Linked DNA regions of Homo sapiens: region 1 is linked to region 2. Evidence: chromatin contacts called from ENCODE Hi-C or POLR2A ChIA-PET data. All regions are on one chromosome and are shown on one strand. Each heading gives the region's core, a stretch centred on a gene start or an enhancer-like site at or near the end of the contact. The rest is flanking DNA. Distances are from core to core; before and after follow the strand shown.

Region 1 (5,344 bases), core at 225-2,724, 450 kb after region 2:
TGGAATAGGAGAGTAGCGGTAGGGGAGGTGAGAAAGGGTCAGATTTTTGCACCCTGGGCTTCTGGTAAGAAAAAAAAAAAAAATACCCCAGCCTGGCAGCTGGGAGTAATCCTCTGCAGGGTTACTGTAGGTGTCATAACGAAACAGAGTACAAAAGTCACCCCACATCACCCGGCCCACTCTTGGGAACCTTTACCCACACCACCTCTCTTCAGAAAAGAGCTTCTGGAATAGCTACACCTCAAGCTACTGAGCCCCTTCTTTAAAAATACGTAAATGGGGACTCTCAGGGGAAAATGGGCCTCGATAGTATAGAAACCACTTAAGGAAACAAAGCCCTGAAAGGAAACGGGGATTTTCAGAAGAAATCCTTGTGGCAATCATTGCTCGTTCCAGTGTTCAAAAACGGCAAAACTGGCCATCATCCAGGAAGTGGCCTGCCAATCCGCTGGAAATTTAGTTTATTTCTATCACAACTCTGGGTAGCCCCTAACTCGCATTTGTTTAGAGTATCACAAGATAAGCAAGCCCGAAGAAACTACAAAAACAACTTTGCCTCTTCGGTAATGCGCAGGCGCCTCTCGCTCTGTTTTCCGTTGGCCTTAAGCCCCGCCCCTTGTGCGTCCTTCGAGGAGGGTTGCGAGCCGTGAGCTCGCGCGACCACTCTTCCCTCAGTCTTCTCGAGCACATCGTCGCAAACGGGGCCGGAAAGCGTGGCAGCGCAGGCGCAAGCGCAGAGAGCGGAGGCGGTGGTGGTGGCGGCCGCTGGCCAGTGTAAGATGGCGGCGGCGTTGGTGGTGGCAGTGGACGGGGCGGCTGGGCCTGGAACAGTCGGAGCAGCCGCTAGCAGAAGGATGACCCAAGACGGGAAGCGGGCTGCTGAGCCTCGCCGATTCCCGTGCTTGTAACTGCCCCAGCCGGACACCCCCCCTCCCTTGACCTACCCGGTCTGTGTCTCGTTCCGGCTCGGCCTGCGCCCCCCCTCGCTTCCCAGCCGGTTTCCCCTAAGGATGGGCCTGACCCGTATCCCAAGCTCTTAGCGCTCAGGTCTTTTCCTTCCGCCGACCCGAAGTCATCGCTGGGAGTACTGGTTGCCCTTTCCTCAGGTCAGCCCTGGTGTTGCCCCCAAGAGCCAGCCGCACAGTTCACAGGGACGCCTTGCTTCGTTGGGTGACCCATGTGTGCGCTCCTATTTCTCCCCTTAGATTGAGGGACACGGCTCGCCCTGCGTCTCCCCGTCACCTCAGGGCCACCGCGCAATGTGTCCCCCTCCCCCATCCCAAGTTCCCAGGCCCAGCACCTTGTACGGAAGGCGGAGGTCCAAGAATTCCGGAGTCGGTTGTTGTCTTGTGGTCTTGTACCCTTTGTAATATAATTATCTTAGTTTACCTCCTCTAACTCCCAAATCTTTTAGGATATCTTAGAACGGTCCCATTTGGTCCCTGTTAGTTGGAAAGCATCTGGTGGCTTGAATTTCTGACTCATGATTGTTACTGGAGTCTCTGTAAACAAACCGGCACTAGCGCTATCACATTCTCTCCGGGATTTCCCCCCCTGCTCTGTGGCTTCTTGTTGAGAGGTTGTTTGGTTATGGTTTAGCGTTGAAAAGATTCAGGTTATCCTTTTAAATGACTTTACGTTTTAGTGGAGCTGGGAGATTACTTGCCTGGCTTCTAATCTTCATGTTGGTTCATTTTATTTCCATATGTGTGTGGGTTATTTGTTCAGTAATTAGAATTAGATAAAGTATTCTGCTTTTAAGTAGTTTTGAGAAGGCCTAAAAATACTAAAGTGTATTCATAAATATTTTTATTATGTTCAGTAGAAGACACACCTTTGCCATGTAAATTTTAACTTTTCTCAGTCCTTCAGTGAATCTACAGACCTATTTTCTCAGGAGCTCAGCCTGGCCTTACTTCAGTGATAAAAGGAGGAAAGGTGAGTGGGAGTTGGAGGCATTAAAATTCTTGAGTTCAAGACAGACTGCGCTGATGCTCAACTGCTGACCACTAAAGTCATAAAATTCCTACCAGTTTCCCAAAGAGCTTGAGTGTTGTTCTTGGCTTTGTTCCAGCTCTGGTTGAATTACTTTTACAAGTTTAATTGTCTGTGGGCTTCTTGTCTTTCTGTCCTAAACTATTGCTGTGTATCTCCAAATGACTTAAGCCTAGAAGTGAATGTGTGCCCCCTGCCCCATGTCTTCTTTTCTTCTTTATTCATTTTCCTTGTATTTTGTCTTTGTGTCGATCATATTTTTTACGTTGTTAAAAACTGGAACTTAGTTTGCCTGAGTTCTGTTCATCCTGTTGTCAAATCAGGTCTCTTCCCCTCTCACAGCTTCGGGTTGTCATCCCTTGGTATTTAGAGGAGAATATTTAGCTGCTTGTGACTAAAAGCTGGGGAGTGATGAGTGATGCTGCCTTTAGTTGGTGTCTGAGTCCAGTCTATTTCAGAATTCCGACTTTTTAGGATATAGTGGGAAATTTTTTGTAAAAAAAAAAAAAAAATAGTGGCTGCTCTTTCTTTTGTAGCTGGTCTGAAGAATTCTTGGTTAGCAGAAGAAACATCCTGGGCATTCAGCAGCATGGGTTGGTGCCAAAAAGGGAGTCAGAACATACTTATAAATGCAGTTTTCGTGAGGCTTTCAGGTTTCTGGTAGCAGAGACTAGAGGCTCATGGCATGTGACAGAAAAGCTAAGTGACTGGAAGGTAGGCCTGGCCAATTCCTAATATCTTTATGATTTGTAGTAGGAAAATATTGAGTGACACTGGTGAGTTTTATTCCATCTGATGACTGAATTAGAAAATGCTCATCATGGACTGGAATAAAATTATTAGTGATGGTGTATATGTGTATCAGTAAGATATAAAGAGAAAAGTACAGTCTTTAGAGATTGGACAGACTTTTAATTTAATTTTAAGGTTTAAATACTAGACTAATATTTCTTAGCCATGTGACCTTGAGCAAGTTACTTAAACTTCTCTGACTCTTAATTTCCACAACTCTAAAAGTGTGATAATACCACTTACCTCCCAGGGTCATTGTTAGTATTATAGGGAATCTATTTAAAGCTCTTAGTAATCTAAGAACACGTGGTACACACTCAAAAAATGTTGTTTTTTGGTTTTTTTTTTTTGCACATCATTGATACAGCTTTGAATAAGTTATACGTTAATTTATGCTTCTTTTACATTTTGCCTTAGAACACATTTTTCTGGTTAATTTTCCCAACTGATTTTTAATTGGTCAGCTTAGACGTGTCCTTTGTAAGTGCCCACCTAGAGTTGTCTTCTGAACATGAAACCCTTGGTGGGGGTTCATAACCAGAGGACAGAGAATATTAGATATTGGTGTATGTATATTTCAAAATGTATTCTTAAACATCAGTAAATTTTTTTGTTCATTGGTTCCTTCATCTTGGACTCTCTGTTAGCACACCTGATCAGAGTTGGCCGTGTTGTAATTCTTTCCCTCTCTGCTGCAATGTTGTTTACTTCTACTGCAACTATTCTTTATACTTTCCTTTTTTGCCATGAAGGGAATACATTTTTTCCTTCTTGTTGGGCTATACAGTGATCCTCATCAACAAATTATCAAAGAACTGTATGAGGAAAAGGTCTCTTTTTTTAAAAGTGAATCAGGGCTGGGGAGTTAGGAATGAAGAGGTTTTTTTTGTTTGTTTGTTTGTTTTTTGACGAGTCTTGCTCTGTCACCAGGCTGGGGTGCTGTGGCGCGATCTCAGCCCACTGCAACCTCCGACTCCCTGGTTCAAGCGATTCTCCTGCCTCAACCTCCCGAGTAGCTGGGATTACAGGCATGCGCCACCATGCCCAGCTAATTTTTGTATTTTTAGTAGAGGAGGGGTTTCACCATGTTGGCCAGGGTGGTCTCAATCTCCTGACCTTGTGATCTGCCCGCCTCAGCCTCCCAAAGTGCTAGGATTACAGGTGTGAACCACCATGCCCGGCCAAAGAGTTCTTTTTTCAGCTCCACAGCTGGACCGTCTTAATAATATGACAGCACAGATGAAGAGTTTTAAACCTTTTGTTGGCTTTTCTTTCGTATCTTTTTGGCAAGGGCACATGAAAATTAAGTACTGATAATATCACAATGAAAGCAGCTGTGTCATTCAGACCAGTGACCATTTTAGGTTTGATGAACTTTTCATTACCATCATCCAGGGTCTAAATTCTCCATTGTAAGGTAAGGATTCTCCAGGGTGGTGGTGAGGTGGGTTGAGATTGCATTTGTATCATTTGTGTTTTTATGAACTCTGAAGATCCATGTCGGGTGAAGGAAAGGATGGGAGGAGAAAAGGAAATACTTTGAAAGAGGGATAACTTGGACTGTTTATTTCCTTATGTGCTGGGTAAGAATGTCCAGGTGACATCTATATGTAGTAAATCAGTATTTCTAGTCTGTGGACCACACTGTAAACTTTTTATCTTTCTAAAGTTTTTTTTATTTTTGTAGAGATAGGGTCTCACTTTGTTGCCTAGGCTGGTCTCAAACTCCTGGGCTCAAGTGATCTTCCCACCTCAGCTGAGTAGCTGGGACCGCAGGGGCATATCACCATACCTAGCTAATTTTTGGTTGTTTTTTTTTTGTTTGTTTGTTTTTTTAAAGAGATGAGGTCTTACTTGCCCGGCTCAAGTGATGCTCCCATCTTGGCCTCCCAAAGTGCTGGGATTACAGGCATAGCCGCAGCACCCAGCTTGAAGATATTTTTATATTTCCAGGGTTTTAGGTGTTTACTTAAGAATTGTGACATCTTATTAGGTAGTATTTCCTAGGATGATTAGAGTGGGAGGCTAAGAATGCTTGTGACCTTTTAGTTCCCACCACCAACCTCTTAAAGTGCAGTCTATTTATTTATTTTTGAAATAGGATCTCACTCTGTCACCTAGAGTGCAGTGGCACTATCATGGCTCACTGCAACCTCGACCTCTTGGGCTTAGGTGATTCTCCCATCTCAGCCTCTCGAGTAGCTGGGACTACAGGTGCACGCCACCGTACCTGGCTAATTTTTGTATTTTTTGTAAAGATGAGGTTTCACCATATTGCCCAGGCTGGTTTCAAACCCCTGGGCTCAAGCAATCCTCCTGCCTCAGCCTCCCAGAGTGCTGGGATTACAGGCGTGAGCCACTGCACCCTGCTAAATGCAGTCAATTAAATGTATAAGAATCTGCCAGGCTGAGTGCGGCTGGCTCATGGCTGTAATCCCAGCACTTTTGGGAGGCCAAGGTGGGAGGATCACTTGATCCTAGTTGTTCAAGTCCAGCCTAGGCAATATTGAGACCTTGTCTCTACAAAAAGTTTAAAAAAAAAGCCAAGCATGGGGCA
Region 2 (4,754 bases), core at 1,750-4,249:
CTGTCTGGTCCCCTCTTTGCTGAGAGCTTTCCTTCTGTCACTCAATAAAATTATTCTCTGACCTACTCACTCTCCTTTGTCTGCATGCTTTATTCCTCTTGGTTGCAGGACAAGAACCCAGGACCTGCTGAGCTGCAGGTGGCAGGAACAAGCTGTAACATACCCGTATTTGCTGAGCTGTGGGCACTGGGACCAAGTGAGAGCTGTGACACACCCCCATTCACTGAACTGCAGGCAGCAAGACTAAATAAGAGCTGTGACATGCCCCCATTTGCTGAGCTGCAGGCAGTGGGACTGAACAAGAGCTGTGAGGTGCCCTCATTTGCTGAGCTGCAGGTGGCAGGAACAAGCTGTAACATACCCGTATTTGCTGAGCTGTGGGCACTGGGACCAAGTGAGAGCTGTGACACACCCCCATTCACTGAACTGCAGGCAGCAAGACTAAATAAGAGCTGTGACATGCCCCCATTTGCTGAGCTGCAGGCAGTGGGACTGAACAAGAGCTGTGAGGTGCCCTCATTTGCTGAGCTGCAGGTGGCAGGAACGAGAGAGAGAGCTGTAACATTTCTTGGGGTCTCAGGCCTTGGGATTCCCCAAGCAAAGCTGTAACACCCCTTAGGGCTCCGCAGTTGCTGGCATCTCCGAGTTTCTTAGTGCCACTGTGTTCCCTTCATTTAGACACTGGTGCCCAAGGTGGAAGCAGGTCACAGCACTCCCCGTCCTGCCACTGACTGAGTGTGGATCCTATGGCTCAGGAGTTCAAGACTGGCCTGGGCAACATGGTGAGACCTCATCTCTACAAAAAATTTTAAAAAAATAGCCATGCATAGTGGTCACTGTACTCCAGACTGGGTGACAGAGTGGGAGCCTGTGCCCCCCTCCCCCCAAAAAAGAGAATGTAACATTAATTTACAGGGTCTCTTTTAAAAATCTAATACAATGTTATCTTTTCTTGCTGAAGGAGCAGGGTCGTATCCTAAGGTTAAATCAATTTATAGGAAAAATATAACACACAGTTCCAAAGTGTAACAATTTGACCAAGAGGAATTTGATTCTGGTGCTGTTTCAAATTTTATTTGCAGGGTTCTTTCTTTTCACTTTTATGTTTTTTTCCCTTTTATTTTTAGTTGACATATAATAATTATACATATTTATGGGATACAGAGTAATATTTTGATACATGTATTCAATGTGTGATGATCAAATCAAAGCAATTAGGATACCTATCACCTCAAACATTGATCATTTCTTTGTGTTGGGAACATTCCAAATCCTCTCTTCTAGCTTTTTGAACATATACATTAAATTATTCTTAACTGTATTCACTCCATAGTGCTACAGGATGCTGGAACTTATTCCTCTTCTCTAGCTGTAACTTTGTATCTATTAACCAACTTCTTCCCATCCTCCACTTCCCTCTACCCTTCCCAGCCTCTGATAACCACAATTTTACTCTCTACTTCTATGAGCTCATTTTTTAAGCTTCCATATATGATTGGGAACGTGGTTTTTTATCTTTCTGTGCATGACTTATTTCACTTAACATAATGTCCTTCAGGTTTGAGGACTGAGAAGAGCAGACATTTTATTGTTCATCTCCATGTTGAGAATCAGAAATGTCCCCAATTAAAAAGTGATTACAAATATGTTATATCAGGAACTGTGGCTTGCCTGTGGGTCCTGGGTGGGCAAATAACTAATTTACATTCAATAGGAATGAGCTTGAAATTTCCTAGACATGATATGATTTGGCTGTGTTCCCTTCCAAATCTCATCTTGAATTGTAGTTCCCATAATCCCCACATATCATGGGAGCAACCCAGTAGGAAGTAAGTTAATCATACGAGCAGTTACCATCATGCTGTTCTCGTGATAGTGAGTTCTCACTAGATCTGATGGTTTCATAAGGAAGGGGCTTTCCCCATTGCTGCTCAGTGCTTCTCTTTCCTGCCACCGTGTGAAGAAGGACGTATTGGCTTCCCCTTGCACCATGATTGTAGGTTTCCTGAGGCTTCCCAAGCCATGCTGAACTAGAAGTCAATTTAACCACTTTCCTGGCCAGGCACAGGCCCATGCCTATAATCCCAGCACTTTGGGAGGCTGAGGCAGGTGGATCACTTGAGGTCAGGAGTTCAAGACCAGCCGGGCCAACATGGTGAAACCCTACTAAAAATACAAAAATTAGCTGGGCATGGTGGTGCTTGCCTGTAATCCCAGCTATGTAGGAGGCTGAGGCAGGAGAGTTGCTTGAACCTGTCAGGTGGAGGTTGCAGTGAGCTGAGATTGCACTGCTGCACTCCAGTCTGGGCTACAGAGTGAGACTGCATCTCAAAAAAAAAAAAAACCAAAACAAACAAAACAAAACAAAACCCCTCTCTTTCCTTTATAAATTACCCAGTCTGGGGTATGTCTTTATTAGCAGTGTGAGAACAGACTAATACAGACTACAAGGGTGGGAAATCCATTCTTTTGGGCCAAGTAATCTTACTTTTTTTCTGATGTTCAGTGGATAGGCTGATGTCAAACTTCAAATAGTGAATTATCATAAAGGAAGAAGAGCAGAGGGTGGTGCTGGGGGTAAGATATGCAGCACAAAGGCTACGTGGGTCTGATTTCCCAGACTTCAGGCTCTGAATGACACCTACCCAGGCTTGACTGGGAAGCTCCTATGTCTTAGCCCCTGAATTAATCAGAGGGATTCCTGCCTGGGAACGAAAAGCAGACATTCTCTATCAGGGTCCCTTATTCTTTTCTGAGTACTGGCCCCCCTGAGAGTACAGTAGAAGCTATGAATCTTCCCCCTACAAAAAAGCACTCATGTACCTTCAAACAAAATTGTTCTCAGTTTCCGTGATGCTCTTAGATAAAAAAATTTACAAGACCTCCGGTTTCTGGTTTCTGGGGCCCCACACAAGTGTGCTGGGTGGAGAGAAAATCTCAGTGGTTTTTTTTTTTTTCTCTCTAACCCTGTTTGGTAAGTTCCGTTTTTAGCCCCGGCCTTTTTCTAGCCAGGCTCTCAACTGTCTCCTGCGTTGCTGGGAAGTTCTGGAAGGAAGCATGTGCTCCAGAGGTTGGGATTCGTGTCTGGCTCTGGAATTGCTACTGCTGCCTCTGTCACTCCTGGTGACCAGCATTCAAGGTACTTTCCACCAACTGTGTATCTGTGATTGTGCACTGAAGGCATGGTCAGTTGGGAAAGGGGAGACGGGATGTAGTTCAACCCTAGAAGCCAGATCTGGTGTCTGGAAAGCAGGTATTTCCATTCCAATAGCATGGCCATGGCATGGTTGGGGAGCCTTTCTTAGCACTGATGAATGGAGCTTCATCTCCTTTCCCACGGGGATGTGATCAAAACAGGAACCTGGGGAGCAAGAGAAGTAGGCTCCTCATATTTTGTCCCGTGGTTGGTGGTCCATGAAGTTGTGGAAAAGTGTTTGTTTTTTCATTTTGAATAAGAAGAAGCTCTACACTGACAGCTGCTGCATTTTATGCTCAGACACACTGTACTCCCTTAGGCATTCTTTGAGACCTCTGTATATGTGAGGTGTTGCATCCTGAGCCAAGGTAAATGATATTGTCATTGACCCAAAGAAAAGATAGATCAAAATTATAGGAAGAAAAGCTTGGAAAGGATTGCTGTCTGGGGTCTCTGAATGAGGGTCTGAGAAGAGGCTGGAAGTGCTTCAGCATCAAAGGAACCTTAACACATCTGATTGCTAAGAGTTAAGGTCCATTCCTCTGCCACAGCCTGTTCGGTCCCCGGTGTGTGACCAAGGGCTGAGCTAACTTTCCTTCTCCTGTTAGAGCTGCCTCACCCTCTTTCTTCATCCAGTACCTCTCTTCTTATGCCAGCTGAGAAACAGCAGTGAAACCTTTGACTTTCTTGCTATTCCCCCAAGTAAATACTCAAGTCTTTTTAATTTAAAGGGCTTTAATGCTCACCACTCTGAGTAAAACAGTAAAAATCAACAAACATGTGGTAGTCACACTGTGGCATAAAATGATGATAGTTTGTAACTTTTGGGGAGATGAGGTAGAATGTGTGGAGGATCGGTCTCTCACATATTCTACCTCTCAGGTAGAGTCCTTTGGTTCATGACTGTGTGAGTCTACGGCTATATAGGTTCTGTGGGCCTGACTCAATGCATAGGACATTGGTATGACCTTGGGATTGGGGGCTGATGTGAAGTATTCATCTAACTATTGGGAAAAGCAGGGTTGCCAATGAGAATTGGAATATTTTAGGACTTTCTCTAGGCATACTGAAAACATCCTGACAGTTGACCTTTCTCTGACTTCTTTTCTAGGCTTCATCTTGGTCATTTATTCTTCTTTGAAACAATCAGACCACACCTGATTATGTTATCCTTTGAATGGATAATATTGGTTTTGATGAGGTTAGTAAACCTGGGTTATAACACCCGGGCTATAACCTGGGTTAGTAAAATACAAATTAAGCACTTACTGTGTGTCAGACATTGTGCTAGGCCTTTTGCATACTTTTTCATTTAACTTTCATTAGAAAATAGTGAGGTGGCTATTATTATCTACATTTTTCAGATGAGAATACTGTCTTGCAGAGAGATTAAGAAATTCTCCTAAGGGCACACAGGTCTAACTTCCAAACCATTCTATTATGATTATACCTTTCCTAGACTAAGGCGAGGGAATCTTGGTGAAGGTCAATGTGTCTAAATCTCTTAATTTTACTGTTTGCCTTAAAAGAGGCGTTTTCTCTTACCTCTGGGCTTATG

What was found. Hi-C counts contacts between places; a loop is a spot of excess contacts on that map. ChIA-PET counts read pairs that join two places held with the same protein, here RNA polymerase II (POLR2A). Pooled maps may share reads with other maps.
Region 1: a pooled map shows a loop between it and region 2 (8-fold over the local background). The contact joins the promoter of DCAF8-DT here to the promoter of CD48 in region 2. A Hi-C loop is called at or near these places in 3 of 37 single-sample maps with no recorded cell type and 10 of 50 pooled maps. POLR2A ChIA-PET finds 5 or more read pairs at or near these places in 1 of 52 experiments (activated CD8-positive, alpha-beta T cell).

The regions. Positions count from the first base shown.
Region 1 is chr1:160,257,879-160,263,222 of GRCh38, reverse strand. DCAF8-DT (DCAF8 divergent transcript) reads right to left here and starts at 1,474. Exons shown (of 2, transcript NR_147618.1): 1 at 1,301-1,474; 2 at 445-822. It overlaps DCAF8 (DDB1 and CUL4 associated factor 8), which reads left to right and starts at 674. Exons shown (of 14, transcript NM_015726.4): 1 at 674-774; 2 at 1,865-1,938. RefSeq lists enhancers at 590-859, 1,490-1,619, 791-1,739.
Region 2 is chr1:160,710,067-160,714,820 of GRCh38, reverse strand. It overlaps CD48 (CD48 molecule), which reads left to right and starts at 2,999. Exons shown (of 4, transcript NM_001778.4): 1 at 2,999-3,139. The coding sequence starts at 3,058. RefSeq lists enhancers at 1,971-2,030, 2,571-2,750.